2 separate regions of the Homo sapiens genome follow, and region 2 is linked to region 1. The links are chromatin loops, found by intact Hi-C in ENCODE. Cell type or tissue: PC-9. All regions are shown on one strand. Links, peaks and the distances in the headings refer to the core of each region. The heading gives the core; the rest is flanking DNA. Region 1 has its middle 80 kb from the start of LRRC66. Region 2 overlaps LRRC66 (leucine rich repeat containing 66).

The links. Peaks named below come from ENCODE experiments on the same cell type or tissue, not always from the same donor. Only the 100,000 strongest peaks of a DNase experiment are listed, where the experiment ranks them.
Region 2: a loop joins it to region 1, with 5 times the contacts of the local background. A loop is called at or near these places in 7 of 110 quality-filtered maps.

What each region holds. Positions count from the first base shown.
Region 1 is chr4:51,932,472-51,948,471 of GRCh38, forward strand. No RefSeq gene overlaps it. Among named protein-coding and RNA genes, the nearest start is that of LRRC66, 80 kb to the right of the region's middle. In PC-9, for the core only: no CTCF peak of the experiment used is centred there; a DNase peak (open chromatin) is centred at 9,850.
Region 2 is chr4:51,995,524-52,011,523 of GRCh38, forward strand. It overlaps LRRC66 (leucine rich repeat containing 66), which reads right to left. Exons shown (of 5, transcript NM_001024611.3): 3 at 7,700-7,869; 4 at 2,225-2,414; 5 at 1-642. Among named protein-coding and RNA genes, the nearest start is that of LRRC66, 17 kb to the right of the region's middle. In PC-9, for the core only: no CTCF peak of the experiment used is centred there; a DNase peak (open chromatin) is centred at 6,368.

The DNA.
Region 1 (16,000 bases), core at 4,862-12,861:
AAGCTTCTGACTTAAGAGGAGCTTGGGCGTGACAATAAGTAACTCTCCCAATCACAGCAGTGGCAGGATCCCTCTCCTGGCAAAGCCCTTTTCTGCTTAAGACTGGTCCAGTGTCAAACCCTAAGTCCCTGGGAAGAAGGGAGGTTATAGACTGCATGTCATTTTGTAACATCAGAGTTTTCTCACTGAGACCCTGTAAGTTCTAAGCAACTAAATAGAAGGTGTCCAAGGAATGTACTAACAGTTAAGATATTAGCATTTCCTACCATTGGACCCGTTTCTTTCTGTAAATATGTGCTTCTGGAAATGATGGTTTAAAGAAACTAAGAGAAGACAAATAGAACCCTGACCTGGTTCAGACTGTCCACAGGTGCCAGGCTGTCTGGGGACTCTATGTTTCCAGCCCAGGTAACAGTTAGGTGTTAGCAGATGGCAAAGTGTTTGTTTGCTAGAATGATGCTTGAATGAAGCCATCATGAATTTTTGTAACCCGTGCAGTATTTCTGCTTGCCTGGGCAGTGATCTCAATATGTGAGACCTGATAATTATGGCTCATGTCATGCAACTTCATTATATGAAGGCTAATTTTAAGGATATTCATAGATGTCGGCTTGGTGCCACAAACAACTCAAAAATTTTCAGTCATCAAATAAAGAAGATTCATAAAAATAACTCTTTTTATAGTAAGTCATCACTTCTTGACTTAATAATTTCTGTTTCTTAGAGGGGAGCTGTTTCAGATTCTCTCAATGGTACAGATTTGGTTTCTGTTGTTTTGATGCTATGTCCCCCAAATGCAGCAACAACAAACAACATATGACTGAGATGCTTTGCCCTATTGTTCATGACTTAGTGATCAATAAGATTCTGTGTTCTTTCCATAAATTTAAAATTTGTTTCATGCTGGTCATGGTGGCTCACACCTATTAATCCCAGTGCTTTGGGAGGCTGACGTGGGATGATCACTTGAACCTAGGAGTTTGAGACCAACCTGGCAACATAGTGAGACCTCATCTCTACAAAACCAAATTAATTGAACAAAATAGCTAGGCATGGTGGCATGTGCCTGTAGTCCTAGCTACTCAGGAGGCTGAGGCAGGAGAATCCCTTGAGCCCAGTAGTTTGAGGCTGCAGTGAGCTATGATCAGGCCACTGTACTTCAGCCTGGGTAATGGAGTGAGACCTTGTCTCTAAATCAATCTATCTATCTATCTATCTATCTATCTATCTATCTATCTATCTATCTACCTACCTATCTATCTAAAATACTGGCTGGGCACAGTGGTTCACCCTGTAATCCCAGCACATTGGGAGGCTAAGGCAGGCAGATCACTTGAGGCCAGGAATTCGAGACCAGTCTGGCCAACAGGGTGAAACCCCATCTCTACTAATATATATATATACACACACACACACACACACACACACATATATATACACACACATATATACACACACACATATATATATACATATATATACACACATATACATACATACACACACACACACGCACACACATATATATATACATATACACACACACACACACACACACATCCAGGTGTGGCGTTGGGTGCCTGTAATACCAGCTACTCAGGAGGCTGAGGCATGAGAATTACTTGAACCCAGGATGCGGAGGCTGCAGTGAGCTGAGATCTTGCCACTGCACTCCAGACTGGGCAGCAGAGCGAGACCCTGTCTCCATTAAAAAACAAAACAAACTATATATTCATCAAAATAATAGACAAACACAGTCGTATGAATTGTATAATTCAGAAAGTCTTCTAACAAAAACCAAATCATCTGTACCACTCATTCCCAGCCCAGTCCACTCCTTATCATATTTTTAATATTCAATCACTTTCTCCTGTTACTTGATGGTTTATTCTCCAATTATCTCTGTTTACTACTGAAACATTTTATTAATTTGGTTTACTGTGGTCTTGTTCTTGAACATTTTGGGCTTTATTTAAATGAAGAGTGAGCTGTCAGAAAACCTGCAAATTCACTACTGTTCTTGAGTCTCTCAGGGAGCAGGGGTTGCAAGGCAAGCAACTAACTTGAAATTTAAAAATCAACAGGCACATCCAAGGAGGAGTGGGCCATGAGCACTTCCTTGCCCAGGGCAGAGGCTTCTAGATGCCGTACAAGTTGGCAAGAAGAATTCAACTAAGATTTTTAATTAATTGTTAAAGGCAGAGTGTGAGCTAGCATAATAATATAGAAATCTCAGAAGGTACAGTATTTGAACCCACTTACAAGTTCTTCACTAAACCTGACCAGGCACTCACAAGAAAAGTTAGGGCAGGTTGAGGATGGTTTGTATAATGGCCAAGGAGCACTAAGCTTAGGGAGTTGACCTCTTTCACAGCAAGTCTGCTGTCTGTCTGGGGGAAGATGTTTCCTTATCCCTTAGGCTGCTCCCTGCAAACATAACCCCTAGGAGTGGCCGAGACAGGCATGAGAGCCTCACACTCTTACCACACCCAGCAAGAACTGGTGGGGACCCACACAGCCATCTCTTCTCCCAGCATGTCCAGAACCAGCCTCAGAGGACTCAGCATGGGGAGTTTCTTCCATTAAATAAGGAAGTTATCTTTTTTTTTAATTATTATTATACTTTAAGTTATAGGGTACATGTGCACAATGTGCAGGTTAGTTACATATGTATACATGTGCCATGCTGGTGCGCTGTACCCACTAACTCGTCATCTAGCATTAGGTATATCTTCCAATGTTCTCCCTCCCCCGTCCCCCCACCCCACAGCAGTCCCCAGAGTGTGATGTTCCCCTTCCTGTGTCCATGTGATCTTATTGTTCAATTCCCACCTATGAGTGAGAATATGCGGTGTTTGGTTTTTTGTTCTTGCGATAGTTTGCTGAGAATGATGGTTTCCAGCTTCATCCATGTCCCTACAAAGGACATCAACTCATCATTTTTTATGGCTGCATGGTATTCCATGGTGTATATGTGCCACATTTTCTTAATCCAGTCTATCATTGTGGGACATTTGGGTTGGTTCCAAGTCTTTGCTATTGTGAATAATGCCACAATAAACATACGTGTGCATGTGTCTTTATAGCAGCATGATTTAAAGTCCTTTGGGTATATACCCAGTAATGGGATGGCTGGGTCAGATGGTATTTCTAGTTCTAGATCCCTGAGGAATCGCCACACTGACTTCCACAATGGTTGAACTAGTTTACAGTAACACCAACAGTGTAAAAGTGTTCCTATTGCTCCACATCCTCTCCAGCACCTGTTTTTTCCTGACTTTTTAATGATTGCCATTCTAACTGGTGTGAGATGGTATCTCATTGTGGTTTTGATTTGCATTTCTCTGATGGCCAGTGATGATGGGCATTTTTTCATGTGTTTTTTGGCTGCATAAATGTCTTCTTTTGAGAAGTGTCTGTTCATATCCTTTGCCCACTTTTTGATGGGGTTGTTTGTTTTTTTCTTGTAAATTTGTTTGAGTTCATTGTAGATTCTGGATATTAGCCCTTTGTCAGATGAGTAGGTTGCAAAAATTTTCTCCCATTTTGTAGGTTGCCTGTTCACTCTGATGGTAGTTTCTTTTGCTGTGCAGAAGCTCTTTAGTTTAATTAGATCCCATTTGTCAATTTTGTCTTTTGTTGCCATTGCTTTTGGTGTTTTAGACATGAAGTCCTTGCCCATGCCTATGTCCTGAATGGTAACGCCTAGGTTTTCTTCTAGGGTTTTTATGGTTTTAGGTCTAACATTTAAGTCTTTAATCCATCTTGAATTGATTTTTGTATAAGGTGTAAGGAAGGGATCCAGTTTCAGCTTTCTACATGTGGCTAGCCAGTTTTCCCAGCACCATTTATTAAATAGGGAATCCTTTCCCTATTGCTTGTTTTCCTCAGGTTTGTCAAAGATCAGATGGTTGTAGATGTGTGATATTATTTCTGAGGGCTCTGTTCTGTTCCATTGATCTATATCTCTGTTTTGGTACCAGTACCATGCTGTTTTGGTTACTGTAGCCTTGTAGTATAGTTTGAGGTCAGGTAGTGTGAAGCCTCCAGCTTTGTTCTTTTGGCTCAGGATTGACTTGGTGATGTGGGCTCTTTTTTGGTTCCATATGAACTTTAAAGTAGTTTTTTCCAATTCTGTGAAGAAAGGCATTGGTAGCTTGATGGAGATGGCATTGAATCTGTAAATTACCTTGGGCAGTATGGCCATTTTCACGATATTGATTCTTCCTACCCATGAGCATGGAATGTTCTTCCATTTGTTTGTATCCTTTTTTATTTCCTTGAGCAGTGGTTTGTAGTTCTCCTTGAAGAGGTCCTTCACATCCCTTGTAAGTTGGATTCGTAGGTATTTTATTCTCTTTGAAGCAATTGTGAATGGGAGTTCACTCATGATTTGGCTCTCTGTTTGTCTGTTGTCAGTGTATAAGAATGCTTGTGGTTTTTGTATATTGATTTTGTATCCTGAGACTTTGCTGAAGTTGCTTATCAGCTTAAGGAGATTTTTGGGCTGAGACAATGGGGTTTTCTAGATATACAATCATGTCGTCTGCAAAAAGGGACCATTTGACTTCCTCTTTTCCTGATTGAATATCCTTTATTTCCTTCTCGTGCCTAATTGCCCTGGCCAGAACTTCCAACACTATGTTGAATGGGAGTGGTGAGAGAGGGCATCCCTGTCTTGTGCCAGTTTTCAAAGGGAATGCTTCCAGTTTTTGCCCATTCAGTATGATATTGGCTGTGGGTTTGTCATAAATAGCTCTCATTATTTTGAGATACATCCCATCAATACCTAATTTATTGAGAGTTTTTAGCATGAAGGGTTGTTGAATTTTGTCAAAGGCCTTTTCTGCATCTATTGAGATAATCATTTGGTTTTTGTCTTTGGCTCTGTTTATATGCTGGATTACATGTATTGATTTGCATATATTGAACCAGCCTTGCATCCCAGGGATGAAGCCCACTTGATCATGGTGGATAAGCTTTTTGATGTGCTGCTGGATTCGGTTTGCCAGTATTTTATTGAGGATTTTTGCATCAATGTTCATCAAGGATATTGGTCTAAAATTCTCTTTTTTGGTTGCATCTCTGCCCGGCTTTGGTATCAGAATGATGCTGGCCTCATAAAGTGAGTTAGGGAGGATTCCCTCTTTTTCTATTGATTGGAATAGTTTCAGAAGGAATGGTACCAGTTCCTCCTTGCACCTCTGGTAGAATTCGGCTGTGAATCCATCTGGTCCTGGACTCTTTTTGGTTGGTAAGCTATTGATTATTGCCACAATTTCAGATCCTGTTATTGGTCTATTAAGAGATTCAACTTCTTCCTGGTTTAGACTTGGGAGAGTGTATGTGTCGAGGAATTTATCCATTTCTTCTAGATTTTATAGTTTATTTGTGTAGAGGTGTTTATAGTATTCTCTGATGGTAGTTTGTATTTCTGTGGGATCGGTGGTGATAACCCCTTTATCATTTTTTATTGCGTCTATTTGATTCTTCTCTCTTTTTTTCTTTATTAGTCTTGCTAGTGGTCTATCTATTTTGTTGATCCTTTCAAAAAACCAGCTCCTGGATTCATTAATTTTTTGAAGGGTTTTTGTGTCTCTATTTCCTTCAGTTCTGCTCTGATTTTAGTTATTTCTTGCCTTCTGCTAGCTTTTGAATGTGTTTGCTCTTGCTTCTGTAGTTCTTTTAATTGTGATGTTAGGGTGTCAATTTTGGATCTTTCCTGCTTTCTCTTGTGTGCATTTAGTGCTATAAATTTCCCTCTACACACTGCTTTGAATGTGTCCCAGAGATTCTGGTATGTTGTGTCTTTGTTCTCGTTGGTTTCAAAGAACATCTTTATTTCTGCCTTCATTTCGTTATGTACCCAGTAGTCATTCAGGAGCAGGTTGTTCAGTTTCCATGTAGTTGAGTGGTTTTGAGTGAGATTCTTAATCCTGAGTTCTAGTTTGATTGCACTGTGTTCTGAGAGGTAGTTTGTTATAATTTCTGTTCTTTTACATTTGCTGAGGAGAGCTTTACTTCCAAGTATGTGGTCAATTTTGGAATAGGTGTGGTGCAGTGATGAAAAAAAATGTATATTCTGTTGATTTGGGGTGGAGAGTTCTGTAGATGTCTATTAGGTCTGCTTGGTGCAGAGCTGAGTTCAATTCCTGGATATCCTTGTTGACTTTCTGTCTCGTTGATCTGTCTAATGTTGACAGTGGGGTGTTAAAGTCTCCCATTATTAATGTGTGGGAGTCTAAGTCTCTTTGTAGGTCCCTCAGGACTAGCTTTATGAATCTGGGTGCTCCTGTATTGTTGGGTGCATATATATTTAGGATAGTTAGTTCTTCTTGTTGAATTGATCCCTTTACCATTATGTAATGGCCTTCTTTGTCTCTTTTGATCTTTGTTGGTTTAAAGTCTGTTTTATCCGAGACTAGGATTGCAACCCCTGCCTTTTTTTGTTTTCCATTTGCTTGGTAGATCTTCCTCCATCCTTTTATTTTGAGCCTATGTGTGTCTCTGCACATGACATGGGTTTCCTGAATACAGCACACTGATGGATCTTGACTCTTTATCCAGTTTGCCAGTCTTTGTGTTTTAATTGGAGGATTTAGTCCATTTACATTTAAAGTTAATATTGTTATGTGTGAATTTGATCCTGTCATTATGATGTTAGCTGGTTATTTTGCTCGTTAGTTGATGCGGTTTCTTCCTAGTCTCGATGGTCTTTACATTTTGGCATGATTTTGCAGCGGCTGGTACTGGTTGTTCCTTTCCATGTTTAGTGCTTCCTTCAGGAGCTCTTTTAGGGCAGGCCTGGTGGTGACAAAATCTCTCAGCATTTGCTTCTCTGTAAAGTATTTTATTTCTCCTTCACTTATGAAGCTTAGTTTGGCTGGATATGAAATTCTGGGTTGAAAATTCTTTTCTTTAAGCATGTTGAATATTGGCCCCCACTCTCTTCTGGCCTGTAGGGTTTCTGCCGAGAGATCCCCTGTTAGTCTGATGGGCTTCCCTTTGAGGGTAATCCGACCTTTCTCTCTGGCTGCCCTTAACATTTTTTCCTTCATTTCAACTTTGGTGAATCTGACAATTATGTGTCTGGAAGTTGCTCTTCTCGAGGAGTATCTTTGTGGCATTCTCTGTATTTCCTGAATCTGAACGTTGGCCTGCGTTGCTAGATTGGGGAAGTTCTCCTGGATAATACCCTGCAGAGTGTTTTCCAACTTGGTTTCATTCTCCCCATCACTTTCAGGTACACCAATCAGACGCAGATTTGGTCTTTTCACATAGTCCCATATTTCTTGGAGGCTTTGTTCATTTCTTTTTATTCTTTTTTCTCTAAACTTCTCTTCTCACTTCATTTCATTCATTTCATCTTCCATTGCTGATACCCTTTCTTCCAGTTGATCGCATCGGCTCCTGAGGCTTCTGCATTCTTCACGTAGTTCTCGAGCCTTGGTTTTCTGCTCCATCAGCTCCTTTAAGCACTTCTCTGTATTGGTTATTCTAGTTATACATTCTTCTAAATTTTTTTCAAAGTTCTCAACTTCTTTGCCTTTGGTTTGAATGTCCTCCCGTAGCTCAGAGTAATTTGATCGTCTGAAGCCTTCTTCTCTCAGCTCGTCAAAGTCATTCTCCATCCAGCTTTGTTCCGTTGCTGGTGAGGAACTGCTTTCCTTTGGAGGAGGAGAGGCGCTCTGCTTTTTAGAGTTTCCAGTTTTTCTGTTCTGTTTTTTCCCCATCTTTGTGGTTTTATCTACTTTTGGTCTTTGATGATGGTGATGTACGGATGGGTTTTTGGTGTGGGTGTCCTTTCTGTTTGTTAGTTTTCCTTCTTACAGACAGGACCCTCAGCTGCAGGTCTGTTGGAGTACCCTGCCGTGTGAGGTGTCAGTGTGCCCCTGCTGGGGGGTGCCTCCCAGTTAGGCTGCTCAGGGGTCAGGGGTCAGGGACCCACTTGAGGAGGCAGTCTGCCCGTTCTCAGATCTCCGCTGCGTACTGGAAGAACCACTGCTCTCTTCAAAGCTGTCAGACAGGGACATTTAAGTCTGCAGAGGTTACTGCTGTCTTTTTGTTTGTCTGTGCCCTGCCCCCAGAGGTGGAGCCTACAGAGGCAGGCAGGCCTCCTGGAGCAGTGGTGGGCTCCACCCAGTTCGAGATTCCCAGCTGCTTTGTTTACCTAAGCAAGCCTGGGTAATGGCGGGCACCCCTCCCCCAGCCTCGCTGCCGCCTTGCAGTTTGATCTCAGAGTGCTGTGCTAGCAATCAGTGAAACTCCGTGGGCGTAGGACCCTCTGAGCCAGGTGCGGGATATAATCTCGTGGTGCGCTGTTTTTTAAGCCCGTCGGAAAAGCACAGTATTTGGGTGGGAGTGACCCGATCTTCCAGGTGCCGTCAGTCACCCCTTTCCTTGACTAGGAAAGGGAACTCCCTGACCCCTTGTGCGTCGTGAGTGAGGCAACACCTCGCCCTGCTTCAGCTGGTGCGCGGTGCACGCATCCACTGACCTGCGCCCACTGTCTGGCACTCCCTAGTGAGATGAGGCCGGTACCTCAGATGGAAATGCAGAAATCACCCGTCTTCTGCGTCACTCACGCTGGGAGCTGTAGACCGGAGCCGTTCCTATTCCGGAAGTTATCTTTAAATAGGGACGATCCCTTTTCTGCGGGTGATGCCTGGGCCACAGGTTTGTTGCTGAGAATAGGTTGTGAAATAATGGGAGGGAAAGGTTGGAACCTGCCCCTTCCAGCCTTGAGGGATTGTGGGGGGTGATAAGAGAAGAGGGGAGATGGCCTTTCTCAATACAGAGGTAGACATGTGGGTTAGAGCAGACCAGGAAAATGCTGACAGCACCAGGACTCTGGGAAGCTGACCACCTCAGACACTCACCCACTCACCAACCTGGGCCACCACAGCCAAGAAATCCCAGTGGTTCAGTTCAGTGAAGGTGAGGGGGGCTGCAGGCCAGGTGTCCAGAGCTGCTCTCTACTCTACTGTGGTGTGGCTTCAACCCAGACCATCCCACAGTGACCCAGGATGAAAGTCGACTGGGCCTCATTTCTCTGCCTCCCTGGGTTCACCTGGCCATGTGCTCCTGGACCCACTCATGAGCCTTTGGCCAGCCATGGGAAATCCTTTCCATTTCTTCCCCTCATTTCTCATTTTAGGTACCTTGGGCTAGTAAGGGCTGTAGTTTGGCCTGCTTGGCCTGGAGGAACATGACTTGCCCCAGGTGATGCTATTGACCTTACCTCCTAACGGCTTGTTGTGTGTCCTATGGGAGCTATTGCTGCTGAAGCCAGAGCTCCGCCATGTTCAAGGTCAGATGCAACATGGTTCGACTTCCCTCAGTGCTGCCTGGAGAGGCTGGGAGCACTGCAGAAAAGTTTTGTGCATCACTTTGTATCTGCATTCTCTTGGCCCCTACTTTAGTTACATTTCCTTTCATTCTGGCTTTCTCAGGATTGACCCCCTGCCCCAATAATACACTGACTTTTAAGTTTTACTGCAGACTCTTTTTCCAGGCAACCCAGCCTCAAGTGGCATGTGTTGAGGTTAGTTAAGGGTTGGCCTGGGGACCTTGTCAAACAGGATCTCCACGATGAGGGTCAGGTGGCTTTAGGGATGGGAGTGGAAGAAAGTGAGAGTCAGACCTCTCGAGTCACAGTGTTTGCGGGAGTCTGGGTGGGGGCAGGTCAGTCAGGGGAGGTCATCAGGTCTTGACAAAGCCAGAACAAGTGACAGCTGCTTTCAGCCAGAGACTGACAATAAGACGAGCAGCCACTGGGCAGTCCAGAGACACCTTCTGCAAAGCCACGTCTGAGAAGCCCTATGCTCCAAAGCCTCAAAAATGAAGTGTGCCCTCATATACTCAGATGCCAACCCCAGGAAAAAGAAATGAAGCAGAAACAGAAGCCAGAGAGGTGAGTCATTCCAGAGAGGCTGCTTTGACCAGTCCTAAAAGAGAGAGTTCAGTGAATTTTTAAGATTAAAATTGGAAATAGAGAGGAAACCATTTAGATTGGAAGAGATAGAAATATTTTTCATTGACGAATCTGTTATTTCTGCTATCCAGGGTGGTGGGAGCCCCAGGAAGACGATCAGTTATAGATGAAAGTAAGAAATTGCATTTACTCTGCAAATCTGTGTGCCTTGTGAGTAATGTTGTGACCCTGCTATAATTCATTGGAGTTGTAGAGGAGAGCCTTTGCTGTTGGCCAAGATTACAGATATAAGGAGCACCCAGAATGGAACTAGATGGGCAGACAGGAGATATGAGCATTGCTGTTACCTAACTTTGTAACTGGGAGTGAATGCTTTCTTTCTCTTTAAACATGGCCATTTGACCAGATCTGTGATTCTAAAGTGGGGGTTGCAAACTGCAAATGCCCACAGGAGCCAGGCAGATAAGGCAAAGGGATGAAGTGGACCAGATGGGAAATGGGTGAACTGGAGCCCTTTTCCCCGCATGTGCACAGGGCAGATGCTGCTTGAGTCCTGCAGGAATAAAGTTTGGTGTTCCCAGATAATAGGTTATGTTTACTAAGGGTTTAATATGCTTTAAACAAATCGATGTTCTCATTTTAAGCTCACAATAACCCTATTCAGGAGGTACTATTATTATCTCTATTTTTCAGATGAGGAAAATAACTGGAGTTCCTTCCAGTCCTGAGGTAGAGAGGATAAATAACTTGATGAAGGTCAGAGAAGTAGAAAGTTGCAGAACTGGGATTAAGACCCAGACAGTCCAGCTGCAGAGCATGCTTGATCATGACGGCACAGTTCTCCTGATTTTTCCTGATTAGTGGGACATTGAGATTTTTTAAAAATTAAAATCTTGCAATTAAAAAATGAAAAGTTAAAAAAACAAAAAACAAAAACTCAGCGAGCTGCAGAAGACCAAAGTGAAAACTGAGCGAGCTTCAGAAGGTCTGTGAGTTGCCAGCTTGTATTTGGCATTCCAAGTCAATGACTCATGATGTATCGTTGGAAAGCAATGATTTTGTAGGGTTGTTTTCCCCAAATATTCATACCAGAGTATAAACTTGTAGATTTTCCTTCAGAGTAGTCAAGTCGGACACCTACACACTGTTTCAGATAATGTTTCTTTGGCCCAAAATATTTTCAAAATTCCACGTTTGGAATTGCCTTCAGAAAGGTTCACAAATCAGTTATATTATCTTGTGGTCATATCTCATTTGGTGAGATATGGTAGAGAGTGTGTGTGCATGGGCATACACACCTGTGCTTATACGCACACACACACAGAGTGGCTGCTCATGTTTTGCTGATGGATACTCAGAGGCATGTAGAGAATTTCACATTTCCAAAACAACAAAGAATTAGTGGAGGTGTCAGAGGTGTTTGAACCAGAGTGACTCCATCTTGAATAGGTGTGATAGGAATCAGCAGGAAGAGTTTTGCAAGGTTCAAGCCACAAAGACCTCACGGATCAAATGAGATTAGGTGAAGAAGCTGGCCAAAACCCACCAAAACTAAGATGGCCCTAAAAGGGACCTCTGTCATCCTCACTGCTCATTAAAAGCTAATTAAAATGTATTAGCATGCTAAAAGACACTCCCATCAGTGCCATGACAGTTTACAAATGCCATGGCAACATCCGGAAGTTACCACATATGGTCCAAAATGGAGAGGAACTCTCAGTTCTGGGAGCCCCCATCCCTTTCTCAGAAAACTCATGAATAATCCACCCTTTGTTTAGCAGATCATCAAGAGATAATCTTATATATAATCAGTCAAGCACCCATGCCGATGCTCTGCCTATGGAGTAGCGATTCCTTTATTTCTTCTTTAATAAACTTGGTTTCACTTTACTCTGTAAATTTGCCCAGAATTCTTTCTTGCGTGAGATCTGAGAACCCTCTCTTGGGGTCTAGATCAGGACCACTTTCCAGTAACAGAAGAGCTAGGAATAAAAATGCAATCCCTGCCTCAGTAAAGCAGTTCGTTACCACTACTCTATATTTCCCTTCCTCTCATTCACAACCTCTCTCCTCCCCTGCCCTCATTCACAGAATATATGATTCAGAATAGGGCTGCAGTATAGTTGGGTTGGGGGAAATTATCATAGACAATGGGAAGGTGTGGGGAAACTCATGTAAGGAGAATTACCTGGAGCATGGGGGGGCCAAATAAAATGTTTATTGAGTAAATGAATGATGAGTTAGAGTGAGAACAGCTTGGAGGTTATCTCAGTTCCTGGCTATTATAACAAAACCTTAGACTGGGTGATTTGTAAACAACAGGTATGCATTCCTCACAGGGCTGGAGCTCGAGAAGTCCAATATTAAGGCTGTAGCCAATTTAGTGTCTGGTGATGGCTGCTCTCTGCTTCATAGATCTGGCACCTTCTATGTGTCTTCACATGGCAGATGGGACAAACAGGTTCCCTCAAACCTTTTTTAACAAGGGCACTAATTCCATTCATGAGCCCTCATGACCTAATCCCCAAATCCTCCACCTCTTAATACTATCACACTGGGGATGACGTTTCATGTCAAAGTTCATATGAATTGTTGGGGGGACACAAATATTCAGACCACAGCATTCCACCTCTTCCCCCACTAAATTTATGTCCATTTCACAGGCAAAATAGATTCATGCCATCTCAACAGCCCCCAAAATCTTAACTCTTCCAGGATCAACTCAAAAGTCTAAAGTCCAGAGTCTTAATCAGATGTGGATTGATATGGTTTGGATATGTGTTCCTTCTAAGTCTCATGTTCAATTGTTATCCCTAGTATTAAGAGTTGGGGCCTACTGGGAGGTGTTTGGTTCATGGAGGCAGATCCCTCTTGGTTTGGTGCTGTCCTCGAGATAGTGAGTTCTCATGAGATCTGGTTGTTTAAGTGTGTGGCACCTCCCCCCTCACTCGCTTGCTCCCACTCTGCCATGTGAGATACCTATTCCTGCTTTGCCTTCCACCACAAATAAAAGCTCCTTGAGTCCTTCCCAGAAGCTGGGCAGATGCTTGTGCCATGCTTCTCGTACAGCCTGCAGAAACATGAGCCAATTAAACCTCTTCTTTTATAAATTGCTCAGTCTCAGGTATTTCTTTATAGCAATGCAAAAAATGGCCTAATACAGAAAATTGGTATCAAGAATGTGGAAGTGTTTCTGGAATTGGGTAACAGGCAGAGGTTGGAAGAGTTTGAAAGGCTCAGAAGAGAACAGGAAGATGAGGTAAAGTTTGGAACATCCTAGGGCCTGGTTAAAAGGTTGTGACCAAAATGCTGATAGTGATATGGGCAGTGAAGTCCAGGCTGCTGAGGTCTCAGATGGAAATGAGAAATTTATTGCGAACTGGAGTGAAGGTCATGTGCGTTGTGCATTAGCAAAGAGTTTGTCTGCATTGTGTTTATGACTTAGGGATCTCTGGAAGTTTGAACTTGAGAGTGATAATTTAGACTATCTGGTGGAAGAAATTTCTAAGAGTAAAGCATGCAAGATGTTGCCTGGCTGTTTTCTAACATCCTAGGCTCAGATGCAGGAGCAAATAAATGACTTAAAATTATAACTGATATTTGAAAGGGCAGCAGAGCATAAATATTTGAAAAATTGAAGCCTGGCCATGTAGTAGAAAGAAAAGCCCATTTTAAGGGGAATAATCCAAGCAGGCTGTGAAGCAACCACTTGCTAGAGAGATTTTCGTAACTAAAAAGGGGCAAGGTGCTGATAGCCAAGAAAAGGCCTCAAAGGCATTTCAGAGACCTTTGTGACAGCCCCTCCCATCAAGGCCCAGAGGCCAAGAATGGAAAAATGTTTCCATGGGCCAGGCCCAGGGCCCCTGCTGCCCTACGTGGCCTTAGAACACTGCTCCCTGCATCCCAGCAGCTCCAACCCCAGTCTCAGCTCAAAAAGCTCCAGATATAGCCATAAGCCTTGGTGGCTTCTACATAGGGTTAAGCCTGCAAATGCTCAGAGTGCAAGAATGAAGGAGGCTTGCCAGCCTCTGCTTAGATATCAGAAGATGTATGGAAAAGCCTAGAAGCCCAGGCAGAAGCCTGCCACAGGGACACAGCCCTCACATAGAACCTCTACTAGGGTAGTGCAGAGGAGAAATTCTGGGTTGGAGACTCCACACAAATTCCTCACTGGGGCACTACCTAGTAGTTCTGTGAGATGGGGACCACCATGCTTCAGGCCCAGAATGACAGATCCACTGGCAGTTTGCATCCTGTGACTGGAAAAGCCACAGTCATTCAACTTGAACCCATGAAAGCAGCCACTGGGGCTGACCCCTGTAAAACCACAGGGGAGTGGAGATGCCCAAGGTCTTGGGAGCTCACTCCTTGCACCAGTGTGCCCTGGAGGTGGGACCAGGAGTCAAAAGTGATTACTTTGGAAACTTGAGATTTGATGAATGCCATTCTGGGTTTTGAAATTGCGTGGGGCCTGTAGCCCTTTTCTTTTGGCCAATTTCCTCCTCTTGGAACAGGAATGTATACCTGATGCCTGCACTTCCATTGACTCTTGGAAGTAAACAACTTGTTTTGATTTTACAATGCTATCTCCATTCATTTCCAGATGAGACTTTGGACTTTGGGACTTTTGAGTTAATGCTGGAATGAGTCAAGACTTTGGGGGAACTATTGAGAAGGATGATTGTGTTTTGCAGTGTAAGAAGGATATGAGATTTGAGGGTCTGGGGCAGAATAATATGGTTTGTATCTATGTACCCTCTAAATCTCATGTTGAATTGTAATTCCCAGTGTTGGAGGTGGGACCTGGCGTGAGTTGTTTGGGTTATGGGGGCAGATCCCTCATGGTATGGTGCTGTCCTAGAGATAGTGAGTTCTCATGATATCTGGTTTTTAAGTGTGTGGCACCTCCCTCCTCACTCTCTTGGTCCTGTACTGCCATGTGAGATAACTGCTCCTGCTTTGCTTTCTACCACAAGTATAAGCTCCTTGAGGCTTCCCCAGAAGTTCAACAGATGCTGACGCCTTGCTTCCTGTACAGCCTGCAGAACCATGAGCCAATTAAATCTATTTTCTTTATACATTACCCATTTTCACATATTTCTTTTTTTATTATTATACTTTAAGTTCTAGGGTACATGTGCACAACGTGCAGGTTTGTTACATATGTATATATGTGCCATGTTGGTGTGCTGCACCCATTAACTCATCATTTACATTAGGTATATCTCCTAATGCTATCCCTCCCCCATCCACCACCCCATGACAGGCCCCAGTGTGTGATGTTCCCCTTCCCGTGTCCAAGAGTTCTCATTGTTCAATTCCCACCTATGAGTGAGAACATGCAGTGTTTGGTTTTTTGTCCTTGCAATAGTTTGCTGAGAATGGTGGTTTCCAGCTTCATCCATGTCCTTAGAAAGGACATGAACTCATCATTTTTTATGGCTGCATAGTATTCCATGGTGTATATGTGTCACATTTTCTTATCCAGTCTATCATTGATGGACATTTGTGTTGGTTCCAAGTCTTTGCTATTGTGAATTGTGCTGCAATAAACATACGTGTGCATGTGTCTTTATAGCGGCATGATTTATAATCCTTTGGGTATATACCCAGTAATGGGATGGCTGGGTCAAATGGTATTCCTAGTTCTAGATCCTTGAGGAATTGCCACACTGTCCTCCACAATGGTTGAACTAGTTTACAGTCCCACCAACAGTGTAAAAGTGTTCCTATTTCTCCACATCCTCTCCAGCACCTGGCGTTTCCTGACTTTTTAATGATCGCCATTTTAACTGGTGTCAGATGGTATTTCATTGTGGTTTTGATTTGCATTTCTCTGATGGCCAGTGATGATGAGAATTTTTTCATGCGTCTGTTGGCTTCATAAATGTCTTCTTTTGAGAAGTGTGTGTTCATATCCTTTGCCCACGTTTAGATGGGGTTGATTTTTTTCTTGTAAGTTTGTTTGAGTTCTTTGTAGATTCTGGATATTAGCCCTTTGTCAGATGAGTAGATTGCAAAACTGTTCTCCAATTCTGTAGGTTGCCTGTTCACTCCGATGGTAGT
Region 2 (16,000 bases), core at 2,719-10,718, 61 kb after region 1:
CACTTCCTGCCCCGGTGTTGTCCCCGCACTGTCCTGGGCTCTGCGAACTGCCAGGATCCTTTCTGCTCCTTCCCAGAGTTCTATCAGGAATTACGGTGGCGTGTGGGTGTGGCTGTGTCACCCAGAAAGGGGTCTGGTTCTCGTAGAGGCTTAGATGAGGAAATACTTGGCGCAGATGGGTCTCTGGGTGTGGTGTGTGCCCCGCAGCTTCCATGTCATCGTAGAAGCCCTCGTTTGAATACGCGTTGTCCAGGCCAGGGCTTTTGCTCTGGCACTTTTTTTGCCACAGTCTGTCAACATAAGGCCTTGTGAAAGCCCCCAGGCTGAAGGCGACAAGGAATGTGATGAACACTGACAGGCACACCGCCAGAGCCAGGTCCTGGGGAGCGTCCTCTTTTTTGCCGGCAGCCTGCACATCGCGGGTGCTTCTAACACTCCTTGGCAGCCGTCTCTGCTTCTTCCTGAGACCAGAGCCGGCCTTTGCCTTCTTCCCCAGAGTAGAAATGCCCGTGTGCCTTCCTCCCTGGGGCCTCTCTGCTTTGCTCCTTATGAGGCTTTTCATGCGATGCAGATGAATGGGAGGAAGGCGGGTTTCCCTGGAAATCCTGCTCTGGGGAGTGCCCCCGTTGGCCTCCTCACTCCCTGCAAGTGGGATTAAAAAAATACACATTGAGCGAACATTGAAATAAGATTTCAGGGGTTTTTCTCTTTTTTACAGAATTGAAAAAAATTCAATTTTTTTGAATTTTGAATTCCAGGCACACCCAGCCTGGAGCGCAGTGGCACAATCATAACTCACTGAAGCCTCAGACTCCTGGGCTCAAGTGATCCTCCCACCTCAGCCTCTAGAGTAGCTGGGACTACAGGTGTGTGTCACCACGCCTGGGCTGCTTTTTTTTTATTTTCCTACTTACAGAGACAAGGGCTGTCACTATGTTGCCAAGGCTGGTCTCAAACTCTTGGCATCAAGCGATTCTCCTCCCTCAGCCTCCTGAACAGCTGGGACTATAGGTGTGAGCTGCTGCCCCAGCTCCAGATTCTAGTGGTTTCAGAAGCTTCTGTGAGTCCTCCTCAGTCCTTATCTAGCTATATGTTAAAGGGTACATTACATGATGATAAGCAGTTTAAAAATTTTATTCATTCATTCGTTTTTGTTTAATGCCAACAGCATGTTTATGGCTGTACGCATTTACACATGGCTATCAGGCTGAGGTCTGTTGCTCAGAGGTCCTGGAGGTTGTATGTGCCTTAGGCTTCCTGCCTCACTGCTGCCTGTGGGAGGAAGAAGCCAGACTAGAGGGACAGCCACATGTACATGGCTTCTCCTTTCTCCATAATCTTACCGACTCTGTGTGCTGTTAAACAGCAAAAATATTCAGTTTTCTTTACTGGTTCCTTACATTTTGCTCTCTACCCTCAGAATGCCAGTTGTGGAGTGAAACAAATGTAGCTGATGACATTAAGACTTCTCTCTGATCTTCATGAATTTCCTCTAAACCTGGTAGGCATGGCCATGTTCCTACTTGAATGGCAGTCCTGAATAGAACAGAATCTATGACTCATTTTTTTCATGGACTTTTTCTTTTTCTAGATATGAGGTTGAGATTTAGCCAAGGTAGTTAAGAGTGAAAACAAGCTTCCCAGAATGTTCAGCCCCAGTAACATATTCCAGCACTTTAGGAGAGGGGCAAGGAACAAATTAAAGGAAAATATGCTTTTGTAATATGTGTGTGTGTTTTGCGTATGTAGAGGATCACACTTTTAGAGTGTTAGCAAACATTTAAAATAATGATGTTTCTAATTTTAAAAGTTCTTTCTTTAATAGATTATTTGTTAGGAATTTGGATAAAACTGTGACGTTAAATTTTATTCAATTTTTAATTCTTGTCTAATGCCAACAGCTTGTCTATGGTTCTTGAGAATAAAGTTTGGTGTGTCAGAACAAAACTCACTTCTAGTGGAATTCCTCCTTTTCACCAAATCCAATTGATGCTGAGTGAGTTGAACTGTGTTTCTTTGACCACATGAAGAAAATAATTGATGAACTGAGGAAAATAGTTATTTGACACCAATGATTTTTCTATGACACAGCCCAAGACTGACTAATGCCAAGGATCAGCACTTTTGCTTTCATGGGGACTGTCATTATTTCAAAAAGACTAAAATGTCTATGTGCATTTTTCATTATAAATGGAGCCTTTTCAGAGAGACATTACTGACTTACCTATAGACCTGTTGCAAATGACATTCCACTTTTTCCTCCAGGATTCAGAAATAAAATTTTGAAAGACTGCCACACTATCATCACACTGCCAGTTATTATCAGCCAAGTCAACCACTAGATGGGGAAATTCTAGAGCTATGATCATCATTGGTAGGATGGTAATCAGAGCATTGTTGCTAAGGTCTATGACCTGTTTGAGAAGAAACAAGTTTAGGATGGTCTGTGGATAAAGACATTTACAGATAAAATAAATGAGTTACAGAAAACTACTGTTTATGTCTCTATGGAGGCAATATGGATTTAACACTGGTTTACAAGTCAGGGAATTAGTGGGGTTTTAAGTCTCTGTTCTACCCCTAAAAAGTTTATGAGTCTTGATAAATTGTTCACTTTCTATAAGCCTCCCTCCCAGGGTTGCTGGAAGCATTAACTGTATGTGAAAGCTTTCAGTATCATGCCTATATTTGATGCCTAATCATTTTCTCTTCCTTCTTTCCTGAGTGTAATTTGTACTGTTAAATAAAACCTAGATACTCATGTTATCAAGGTCTAGAATTGGATACCAGGTCAAGAATTTCTAGAACTACTGCAATCTTGAAAGCAGCAGAAAATACTGGATGATGAAGACACAGAACACAGACTTGTGGTTGACCAGAAATCTTATTTATTTATTTATTTTTCTGGTAGAGATGAAATCTCACTATGTTGCTTAATTGGACTCAAATTCCTGGGCTCAAGTAATCCTCCCCAGGCCTTGACCTCCCAAAATGCTGGAATTACAGGCACGCACCTGACCTCAGAGAGAGATCTTTTGAATCAAATATTATCTCAAGAGTAGTAGTACATTTCTCCACATCCATGGCTATTCAGTACATGCAGTATGACTTATTTTTCTAGTCTGATCAGAAATGAAGGGGAAAGGGGAACAAGAAGTATCCAGTGGCTCTAGAAACAGAGAGCAGGATCTGTAAGTGTCGGACACGACAGGAGCATGACATAGCAGGGGAAAGCACAGTTAGGAGGAGCTTTAGCTGCCATTTGCCGAGCCCTGCTGGGTCCCAGACATGCTACTGGGTGCTTCACATACATGATCTCTGATCTCAACAATTTCCTCATTTTCACCTATTCTACAGAGGAAGAAGCTGGGTTAAGCCACACAGTATATCCCACATAGACCCTAGCACCTAGTACATAGCAGGTGCTGTGTAAACAATAGAAAGGAAGGAAGGAATTAATGAAATGGTAGAGCTGAAACCTGATCTGGCTTCACAGCTGTGTGCCTTCCAATGCAGAACATACCCTCTTGGTGCCTGAGCCCCTGCTACACTAGAGTGAAGGAAGGGCTGGGCTGAGGAGGCCTGGGGCAGAGGCACCAGGGTGGCTCATGAGGTTTGGGGAGAGGCACATGGTTATTAGGAGAAGAGAAAATCATAAAGATGAAAATACAGTCCTTGCTTTCAAAAAAGAGGATGATGAATATAATCTAGAAAGGCTGAATGTTATCAAGGCCAATTGCTTTATAGACACCCGTGAAAAATCAGCATTTACATTTTGGGTTATGTAAATTCCTAAAGAAGGGCTTATTCAAGCAAATAATCAAACACTGCCACAAACAAGACCATTACATACAGAATCACAATTTTTTGTGAACTTGGGTAATAAGCGTGAGTTTTCCATTAATGAATAGCCAAGCAGTGTTGACTCTCAAAGGAAGGTTGCCAAAAATTGGAGGTGGGAGACTGTGGGATTGGAAAGAAAAAATACTTAGCTTTAGTCTGGTCTTGGTGACGATCAGTAGCTTTCTTATGTATCGCTTGACAACAGATTGAAATATTCTAATGTTTTTTAGGTAATTATTTTCTTTTTAGTGCATGTCTACATTTATTTTTTGTCCTAGCGTCTTATTATATTACAAATCATGGAACCAGAAGCAAAACTGGAGGGAGGATAGAAAATTAATAAAATTACTCAGGAGGAACAATTTCTGAGAGAGGAGTAAAACAGAATGGTCCAATTTGGCTAAAGAAATACCCATCTACCAGCATTTGAAAGGGGTATACATTATGGAAAGGTTGGGAGAAGCATATGTAATATTGCTTCATAAATCACTGCATTTAAGAAGAATGGGATAAGATTAGGAAAAGAAATGCTAATTTGAAATGTCAGTGAAACTTATTTCATCCCATCAAAGCATGGTGATAAATGTATGCTTTGAAAAATCTATCTGGCTTCTGAAAAGATTTCCACATGGGAAATCACATAGAATAGTGCAAGTATCAAATTCATTGCCCAGAAGAAAACAACATCCATTGTGATATTCAGCTTTTTTGGTACCAAATATGTTCATCATGTTCCAAAACCAGTTTTTAGAGATATTGCCAAACATGCAGAAGGGATATTAGAGGAGAAGAAATGGTATGATTCTGGGGCAGTTACAGTGCATTGAGAATTACAGCTGTATATAAAACATTCTCAAGGTTGATTTTTAGTCTGCCTGTGACATCTATTACCTGTGAGTTGCAGAAGACTCATAGAGCACAATAAAAATGCACAGAAAATACAACAGATGAAGGGCAAATTACATACACAAGGAGTATACTATATACTACCAATTAACTACCAAGTTAAGTGGACCTTTTCATCTGTCCTCATGACTACTGTAGCAGACAGACTCTAGGATGGTCCCCAGTGATCCTGCCTCCTTGGTGATCAGGCCCTTGAGTACTCTCCTTCCCTTGGGTGCAGGCAGGACCAGTGATTTGTTTCTAACCACAGACTATGGAAAACAATGGAATGCCACTTCCATGATGACATTACAAAGAATTATAATGTTCTTGCTAGCAGACTTTCTTCCTCGATGGCTCTGAAGCAAGCTGACATGTTGTGAACAGCCCTATGGAGAGGCCCACATGGCACAGAACTGAAGGCAGGCTTTGGCCAATAACCAGCAAGAAACTGAGCCCTTACTCCAGCAGCCCACAAGGAACTGAATCCTGCCGACGGCCACGTGAACTTGGAAGTGAATCCTTTTCTAGCTGGGCTTTTATGTTAGACTCCAGCCTTTGCCAACACTTTGATTGCAGCCTCTTGAGAGAGCCTTAAGTGGAGGCCCCAGGTAAGCCATGCCTGGATTTCCGTCTCATAGAAATTGTGAGATAATCTATGTGTGTGGTTTTAAGCTGGTAAGTTTGTAGTAATGTATTATGCAGCAACAGATAACTAATACTCCTATCTATGTCCATCACCCATGTATTCATTCCTTTGTTTATTCGATAAGTATTTTAAAATATGTGTTAGGTACCAGGCATATGCTAAGCACTGGAAAAGAAAACAGATATGATGTATGTCCTCAAAGAGCTTACGATAGGGTAGAAGCGTTTGAGGACACAGGCATTAACAACTAATCATACCTAAAACTAAGTAATTTCAGCTGGGATAAGTGCAATGAGAGGAAACGGAAATGTATAGCATGTTATAAGTGTTTATAAAGGGGAATTAATTTAATCTGGAGGCCCAGGGAAGGAATCCTTGAGGAAATAATATTTTAGCAAAACTGACAGGATTAACAGAAGTCGGCTCCAGGCAAAGGATGAGCAAGTGGGGAGGACTTGAGGTGAAAACAGAGGCAGGAGTGCAGGGAGCCAGGGAAGAGGCTTGAAAGGAGGCTGGAGAGGCAGACAGGGGTCAGGTCCTTGCAGTGAAATCTTAGAAGTGTTTTAACCAAGAAGTGGGAGAATCAGATTTCTATGTTAAAAGAGCAGGCGACAGTGGCCACTTTAAAATTTCTATACACAGACTGCATTTATAAAGTACTTACTGTATTCTAAGCACTTAATTCTCACAAAACTCTGAGAGGAACTAAATTATCTTCATTTTTCAGAAGAGAAAAGTGAGACACAGAGAGATTTGGTAACTTGCCTAAGATAGTGTGGCTGGAAAGTGGCCGAGGCTAGGTTTAAGCCCAGGCAGCTGGCTCAAGGCCACGCTCCCCATCACTGCTTCACTAGTCTCCCTTCTACAGAAGAGGGACTCCAGGAGCCATTCTGGTTGGAAGTGGGGAGTTGGAGGCTTATCTTGCAGCTATGCCTGAATAGCACTTTGCAGAACACTGGGAAAACCTCAGTTTTCTTTGTTGACATTGCTTAATATGATAGCCACACCAATAGATGACTAATACACCTATCCATGTCCATCAGCCACTTATTCATTTAACAAGTATTTAAACATATATATCAGGTACCAGGCATATGCTAAGCACTGGAAAACAAAACAGATATCATGTATGTCCTCAAAGAGCTTACATGTAGCTATAGAGCAATTAAAACAGGGGTGGTCCAAATTGGGATGTGTGGTAAGTGCAAAATATCCACCAGGTTTTGAAGACTTACTATGAAAAGGGGATATAAAATATCTCATTAATAATTTCTATATTGATGATGTGTAAAAGATAATATTGGATAAATAACACTTACCACTAAGAAGAAATTCACTTGCTTATTTTAACTTTTTCACTGTAGCTACTGGAACATCTAAAATTGCATGTGCGGCTCACATTCTATGTTTCTATTGAATGATGCTGGCCTATACAAAGAATGGGAGTTGTCGTGGAGGTTATGGAGATGGGGGACTAAGGACTCTTACAAACCATCTAGTAGTGCTACACTGCAGGCCACTCCAGTGTTGCTAAAAGACCACTGAGAGGAGATTTTACAACATTCTCCCAAAGGGAAGGGTGTGGAGAAAAGTGCTTGGAGGAGAAGGGGCTGAAGCTGCCAGACCTGGAACAGGGCTTCAGGAGTTCCTTACCCTTACAGTAGTATAATTGGCACCTTGGGAGATTAACTGCAACGCGCCAGAGACAGGAACTATTGGGCCAAAATGTGACATAAATCTCCCCAATATGGGTTGGACGTTTAGAACTGCATGTGGCACACATGCTATACAAGTATGGAAATATCATTATCATTTTTATTGTTTTGTGTCCAATTTTGAAATGGAAGCAACAGGGTCACTGGGTTTCAGAGGCCCATCTAGTCCACGGTTGTTGACATCTTAGCATCAGCCAGGGTGGTTTAGCGGGGCCTCCCCAAGCGTTCCATATTGCATAAGACCCCTGGGACCTTTGACCAATCTTGTAGCTTAGGGAGACAGCCTCACTAATAACTAAGATTTAATTCCTTGCCAACTGGTAAGTGAAATCTTGGAGTTGGATATAACTTGATTTAGAAAAATAATGTGTCAATTCTTGCTGTTGAGTATTATGTTGGAGTAAAATTCATGTCCCTTATTGTGGCCTTTGATTTTTGAGGCAAGAAAGAGACTTCAGCTCTTTTAAGGGATCTTAAAATAGACTAACAGTTTTTGATTAATAGCCAGTACTACTGGACATGAAGAAACTCTTCAATAGAAATATGCTTCTAATGTAATTGCCCATGTGTCTTCCTTATTCAAATATTATAAAAATGATTTTAGAACCTGTAATTTTTTGAGGTCCTTGAAGGCTTGTGGGGGAATTTTGAATATCTTGTTGCTCTTTAAACAGAGATTCTCCAGTTGCAGGCAGTTGTGAAAATCAGACCACCCTATTTGCAATATCCCATTGAATGACAGATCCAAACTCTGCAATGACTTCAGTTTCCACAGTCCTGTTAAAATGAAAAAGTAAGTTGAAATCTAAACTGGTAAAATTTACTGCAGCACTGTTTGTAATGGTGAAAAATTGGAGACAACATTAAGAGTTCTCAATTGAGGTATTGTTAAACAACGTATGGTATATTAATACTATGAAATAATATGTGGTCTCAAAGGAGAATGAGACAGATCAACATATAAACTGACTGAACTGGAAGAAAAAAGTTAAGTGCAGAATAGTATAAAGTCCAATGTCCTTGGGAAAAAGAGCCATATGCAAACATATACATAGATTTTGAGTGAGCAGGAAAAGGCCTGGCAGGAGATAAACTAAACTACTAACAGTTAGAGTTAGGACTAGGATGGTTGAGTTGAGGGAAGTGAAGAGGGATAAGAAAAGAAATGTTGTTTTGAACACTTTTGAATTCTTTCTTTCAATGAGCATGTACTACTTTCAAAATAAGAGAATCAGTTAAAAATATAACTTTGATTGAAAGACGTGATAAATATTTATTTGTTTGAACTATATAGTAAAACTAAATAATCTTGCTAAACAATAGAGGAAAAAAATTGTTTTGATGCTTTATCTACATGGATGAGTTCTTCCAGTTTTAAGATTTTTCTTATTCTATTTTTTTTTCTGAGACAGAGTCTCGCTCTGTCACCCAGGCTGGAGTGCAGTGGTACAATCCCCACTCATTGCAACTTCCACCTCCCGGGTTCGAGTGATTCTCCTGCCTCAGCCTCCTGAGTGGCTGGGATTACAGGCGCCTGCCACCATGCCAGGCTAATTTCTTTTTTTGTATTTTTAGTAGAGACGGGGTTTCACCATGTTGGTCAGGTTGGTCTCGAACTCCTGACCTCAAGTGATCCACCGCCTTGGCCTCCCAAAGTGCTGGGATTACAGGCATAAGCCGCCACACCCGGTTGTCTTATTCTATTTTGTAGCCATGTCCTTTCTTATAGCTACTTATTGTTGACATTATGACTATTTCCTAGGCATTCTTGTGTTTTCCAAAGGTAGTAAGTTATAGCTAGATTTTGTTTTCCAGGAAAATAATCAAATTGAATTTTGGTCTCTGCCTTTGTATTTCACTTGATTTCAGAGAGTAACCAGGAGGTCCATTTGGCACTGAAAATAAATAAAGGTTGAGAAGGAGGTGCCAGTCATAGCTGTCTCTCAAATTTCATTTCCCATATGGGTCTCAGAAGGAAGTGCCTGCATTTTTACATTTCCTTCTGCACTGTTCTTGCATGTAGCCTGTGTCTTTAATCAACATAACAAGATCAGGTTGGTTCAATTACAGGAGGCTTTTTTCCTTGCCTACTGTCTGCAAGGTACTTATTGTAAGATTGATTATACAGGGAGATGACTTAATTGAAATGGCTGCACCATCAAGGTTGTCATATGTCCATTTAATTGTATACATGCTAAGCAAGAGATCGTCAGGACGACGAATCAATCAAAACATTATGGGCAAGGCAGTCGGTGCTGAGGACAAGTATGGACAGCATAGAATCTTTACTCTTTAAAGAGTTTAATATGGTCCAATGATAAGACATAAACTCGAAGTAAAGTTACTAGTTATACAGAGTAGTTCATCACATGGACCATCCAACCATAAAATTAAGTTTTATTTGTTTGTTTGCATGTCTATCAGATGATCAAGTCCCTTCAGGGCAGAATTCACATCTTTGAATTTTTGCAGTGTTTGATAGAATATAGTATATACTCAGTAGGCCAGAGGCCACCATGTTTGGCCTGCATAGTGATTTAAAAATCATTGTACTGACATTAAAAATTCAATAAAAATTTGCATTTCTGGCTTCTCTTAAGAAAACTGGAAGTTCTAATTGGCACTAGATGACATTTGGCTGGAGCTGAATGAAGGCTGCCTGCTATCAATGGGGGCGTGAGCTTATAGAAGACTATCATTTCTTTGTACTCATGTCTCTATCAAAAACAAGAAAACAGGCTGGGCGCAGTAGCCGATGCCTGTAATCCCAGCACTTTGGAAGCCGAAGCGGGTGAATCACTTGAGGTCAGGAGTTCAAGACCAGCCTGGGCAACGTGGTGAAACCCTGTCTCTACTAAAAATACAAAAATTAGCCAGTAAGGTGGTGCTTGAGCCCGGGAGGCAGGGGCTGCAGTGAGCCGAGATCCATGCCACTGTACTCCAGCTGGGGCAACAAAGTGAGACTCTGTCTCAAACAAACAAACAACAAAAAAAAAAAAACAGGAAAACAAAGGATAGGCCAAGAAGACTTTTTTTTTTTTTGAATGAGAGAGAACTAAGGCTTATAGTCAGCTTATTCTGGTAAAAAATATTTCCATATTGGTTTGGAAATGACCATTGCCCAAGTCCCTGTGCACAGCCCTGCTGCCCTGAGCACTTACTTCAGTCTATCTTCTCCCTTCCCTCAGTCCAGCAGCACCTGGCTCCAGCACTACAGCCAGGAGGCATCCAACTGTGGAGCCCAGGCTGAAGGCCAGTTGTTAAATATTTTGAATATAACCTCTGGAGAAAATGTTTCTTTGTGCATAGAAGCATATTCCTACATCTTTTAATATGGGTCTGTCAGAAAAAATGCAAAATAAGACACCAATATGAAAGAAGCTACAGCTTTCTTAACATTTTCATGATACCTGCCTGGCCTATATAAGGATGTGAACTCATGATTCCTAAAATATCTCAGTGCTTAATTGAATTGAGTAAGTGCCCTAGGAGCTAAGTGGAGGGAGTGATCATGCCTAGCTTTAAAGCGATTCCTCAGGGATCTAGAACTAGAAATACCATTTGACCCAGCCATCCCATTACTGGGTATATACCCAAAGGACTATAAATCATGCTGCTATAAAGACACATGCACACGTATGTTTATTGCAGCATCATTCACAATAGCAAAGACTTGGAACCAACCCAAATGTCCAACAATGATAGATTGGATTAAGAAAATGTGGCACATATACACCATGGAATACTATGCAGCCATAAAAAATGATGAGTTCATGTCCTTTGCAGGGACATGGATGAAATTGGAAATCATCATTCTCAGTAAACTATTGCAAGAACAAAAAACCAAACACGGCATATTCTCACTCATAGGTGGGAACTGAACAATGAGAACACATGGACACAGGAAGGGGAACATCACACTCTGGGGACTGTTGTGGGTTGGGGGGAGGGGGGAGGGATAGCATTGGGAGATATACCTAATGCTAGATGACGAGTTAGTGGGTGCAGCGCACCAGCATGGCACATGTATACATATGTAACTAACCTGCACATTGTGCACATGTACCCTAAAACTTAAAGTATAATAATAATAATAATAATAATAATAATAAAGAAAAAAAAACAAAAACAAAAAAACAAAAAAAAAGTGACAGAAGAAATTATTTTTAAGCTCCTAATTGTGTACTCTTTATGCTCTAAGCATTTCACAGACATCTCTTTTTAATCTTCAAAAAGCCTGAGGAGTTAACAACATTTTACAAATGAAAAAAAACTAAGTTCAGGGAAGTTAAGAACTTGCCCAACAACACCATGGTAGGTGGAGCTGGAATCAAAACCTAGATCTCTTAATCATTACCCTTTAACCATGCCCATCTTTTATTAACTAAAAACAAATAAAAACAACCCTCCCTCAAAACCACAAAAGGGTGGTCTGGGCCATGGTACATAATGAAATTGCCAGATGTATTGGGAGTTGCTTAGTTAATCTGCTTGTGTCACGGAGTACTAGAGTCAGCGCTGGAGTTGAACTTAAGAGACTGAGGTTTATTCCACCTTTATCTGTGACTTTTTGTTTTGTTTTGAGACAGGATCTTGCTCTGTCACCAGGCTGAAATGCAATGGCACAATCATAGCTCACTGTAACCTCGAACTCCTAGGCTCAAGCGATTCTCTTGCCTCAGCCTTCAGAGTAGCTTGGACTACAGGTGTGTGCCACTATGTCTGGCTATTTTTTTTTCTTTTAATTTTTTGTAGAGATAGAATCTCACCATGTTGCCCAGGCTGTTCTCAAATTTCTGGCCTCAAGCAATCCTCCCACCTTGGCCTCCCAAAGTGTTGGGATTACAGGTGTGAACCACTGCTCCCAGCCCTGTTTGTGACTTTTGATGTGAGCCGAAGAAAATCACTTAAGGCCTCCATGCTTGTTACATTCCTTAAAAATTGTTTCTCATAGCTGGAATTGAGATATGTCTTTGATTACTACGATCTTCAAGCTTTTGGAGTCCAGTGGAAGCCAGGTCCATTAGTTTGGATGATTGTTCATCAAATATTCACTGTCTTGTGGGCAGAATACACTTCCCCATCCCACTGAGTTGAGTTTGGCCATGTAATTTGCTTTGGCCAAAGGAATGGCAGCAGAGGTGTTGTGAGCAAAGATCTGAAGCATGCTTATGTGGCAGGGCTTGCTTTCTTGGTTTCTGCTAGTGTCATTTAAATAACATGGCCTGGTGGCCTGCTGATCTGAATGAGGGCCTTGTGGAACAGACTGGGACCCATGTGTAACTTTCAAGATAATAGGGACGAGCCCTTGAGGAATAACAACTAACTATGTTAGAGTAGGGTTAGAGATCTTGACTGCCAATTTTTTTTTTTTAATTTATAGAATCAAAGTTGTTTAGTGAGATCTGGCAGGAGTTCTACTAGCCTCAGGTGACTGTGTGTGAATTATGCTGGATTAAGTTTTGTAAGTACTGACACTATCTTGTGAATGGGCTGCTGCTAGGATGAAGATGAGGACAGAAGCTGTTTGATAGGCTAGATGGCTTCCCAACTCTGGTCTGCAGAAAATCCAGGTCATGATACCTAGCTGGCCCTGACTGGTGGGATGAGATGCTCTGAGATCAAGTTTTCAGAAAAAGAGCTCCTGATTAAATAATTTGACCTAGGTAAATTCCAGAGATCTGCTGCAAACATTATTCTAATCTCCACACAACAAAGTAAATTCCAGTTGGATTATAAGTATAATATGCCTGAAAAATCTTCTCTGACAATTTTGCCATCCATGGAGTTAAGGCACATATAAATAAAAGATTGGTGTAGTTGCACACGGGGAAAGCTGTTTTTTTTTTTAAGATTAAAAGAAGAAATTATAAAGGAAAATATTAATATATTTGATTGCCAAAAATTTAAATTGAGTGTATGTCAGGAACACTATAAAAAGAATAAAGATATGGATGAGAGCAGATTTCTTATCGGAAACAATGCAAATTCAAAATAATGGAGCAACATTTAAACAAACTGAAAATCTTTAAAACGGTCAGCCTAGAATTCTTTATTGAGTAAAAATATATTTGAAAAACAAAGGCAAATAAAGACCTTTTCAATAAAGATTTGAAAGCATTCATCAGGAGTAGACCCAGAGTAGAAAAAATGTTCAAGGAAGTCCTTTAGAGGAAAAAATGAAACCAGATAGAAGTCTGGAGTAAGGAACAAAGAGCTCCAGAAATTTATGTAGGTTAAATATTTTTTCTTATATTTAAATCTCTTTAAAAGCAACATTGTGAAGCAAAGATAGTAAAAACATATTGTGGAAATTATATATAGGGGTAAAATGTAGGACAATACCTGCACAAAGGACAGAAGAGGGGAAAAAATGGGAGAACACCATTGTAAGGTTCTTATATTACAGGCAAGTAGTTTAATACCAAATAAAAATAGACTGTGATCTTAAGATATATACTGGAAATCCCAAAGCTAGAATTCTAGGATATCCACAGATTATTCGATATTCATAACGCACTTCTAAATAACCCATGGGACCAAGAAAAATCAAAATAGAAATAATTTTGACTCAACTAAAAATGAAAACATCACATATCAAAATTTGTGGGACGTAGCTAAAGCCATTTTTAGAGGCAAATTACTAATTTATTATCAAGTTGCACTAAATGTCTATTAAAGAAGAAATGCCTCAAGTCATTGACTTCAGCTTCCCCTTTAAGAAACTTGCAAGAATGAATGAAATTGTAAGTAAGCAGAAGAAAGGAAATCATAAAGATCAGAGAAGAAATAAAGTAGGAAATGTAAAAATAATAGAGAAAAATCAATAAAACCAAAAGCTGGTTCTTTAACAACAATAAAATTGATTTAAAAAGATTTCTAGCCAGGCTGATCAGAAAAGAGAAGATATAAATTATCAGTGTCAATAATAAGAGAGGTGGCATTACTACAGAGTCTATAGATACTAAAAGGATAATGAAACATTGTGAACAGCTTTATGCTAATAAACTACCAATACTCACTCAAAAAGCAATAGATAATGTGAATAACCCTGCATCTATTAATGAAAGTAAACTTGTAATTAAATACCTTCCCATGAAAAAACTCCTGTTCAGATAGCTTCACTGGGGAATTCTATGAAACATTTATGGAAGAAACAAAGCCAATTCTAAACAAACACTTCCAGAAGACGGAAGAGGAATAAATATCTCCCAATTCATTTTATGAGGCCCACATTACTCTAATACCAAAACTAGACATCAACAATATAGCAAAAGAAAATAATAACCCAATATTCCTCATGAACATAGGTGTAAAATTTCTTAAAATTTTAGCAAATTGAATCCAAAATATATAAAAAAGACAATAAATCATGACAAAATGGAATTCATCCCACGAATGCAAAGTTGATTTAATATTAGAAAATCTACACAATTCTCCAAATTAACAGATTAAAAAAGAAACCCATATGATCATCTCAGTAGATCCAGAAAAGGTCTTGGGCAAACTGGGAATAGAGAGAATTTCATCAACCTGGCATAGAGCATTTATGAAAGATCTAGCAGCTTTATTTTTAATAGCCAAAAAGACAATCTAAGTGTCCATCAACAGATAAATGAATCCACATGATGGAATTCTACACAGCAATGAAAAGGAATGAACCTTTCCCCACAGTTCACAAAATTTTTTCTTTTTGTCTTATTTTTTAAAATAATGTCAACTTTTATTTGCGAGTACATGTGCAGGTTTGTTACACAGGTATATTGCCTGATGCTGAGGGTTTGCAGTACAAATGATCCCATCACCCAGGTAGTGAGCATAGTACTCAATAGGTAGTTTTTCAGCTTTAGTCTCCCTCCTCCCACACTCCTCCTCCTTCTAGTGGTCCCCAGTGTCTATTGTTCCCATCTTTACGTCTGTTTGAACCCAAGATTTAGTTCCCACTTATAAGCGAGAATATATTACTTTGCTTAGGATAATGGCCTGCAGCTACATCCATGTTGCTGCAAACGACATGATTTCATTCTTGTTTAGAGCTGTGTAGGAGACCATGATGTATATGTACCACATTTTCTCTATCCAATCCACTGTTGATGGGCACCTAGGTTGATTCCATGTAGTTGCTATTGTGATTGGTGCTGTGATGAACATATGAGTGCATGTGTCTTTTTTGTAGAATGATTTATTTTTCCTTTGCATATACACCCACTAATGGGCTTGCTAGGTCGAATTGTAATTCTGTTTTTAGTAGGAATGAACTTTTAATATATACAACGACATGGATAAGTCTCAAAATAATTATGCTGAAAAAAGACGTTAGACCAAAAATAAAAGTACATATTGTATGATTCCTTTTATATAAAATTATAGAAATGCAAGTGAATCTATAATGAAACAGAAAGGAGATCAGCGGTTTCCTGGGTTGGGGAGAAGGGATGGGTGGAAAAGACAGATTACAAAGGGGGATGAAGAAGCTTTTGCGGTGACAGACATTACACTTAGTAAATACTCCCTCTGTACTATGAACTTCTTAAGTGCTCTCCCAAGTATGATAACCTGATAACATAAAACAATATTCAGGGATTATGGCTTTTAGTCCAAAGAGCAATAAGAATTGGAATAGAGTCTAGAATGGTCCTGGGTAAGATATTTGATTCATTAGGTCAGATCTTATTGTGGTCAAATTATGTAGGTGAGCCAAAGGCTCTGCCTTCTTAGTTGAGTATCTTATATACTTTTTGTTTTAATTATCTTGATAGTGGTGATGGTTTCATGAGTCAGTGTGGTTCAGAGAGTCAGAGGACAGATCAAAAAGTGCTCTGAAAAAGGAAGAGCAGAGGCTTCCAACATTATGCAGACCTATATAAATATGAACAGAGGCACCCAGACTGTTGGTGAATACTCTAAA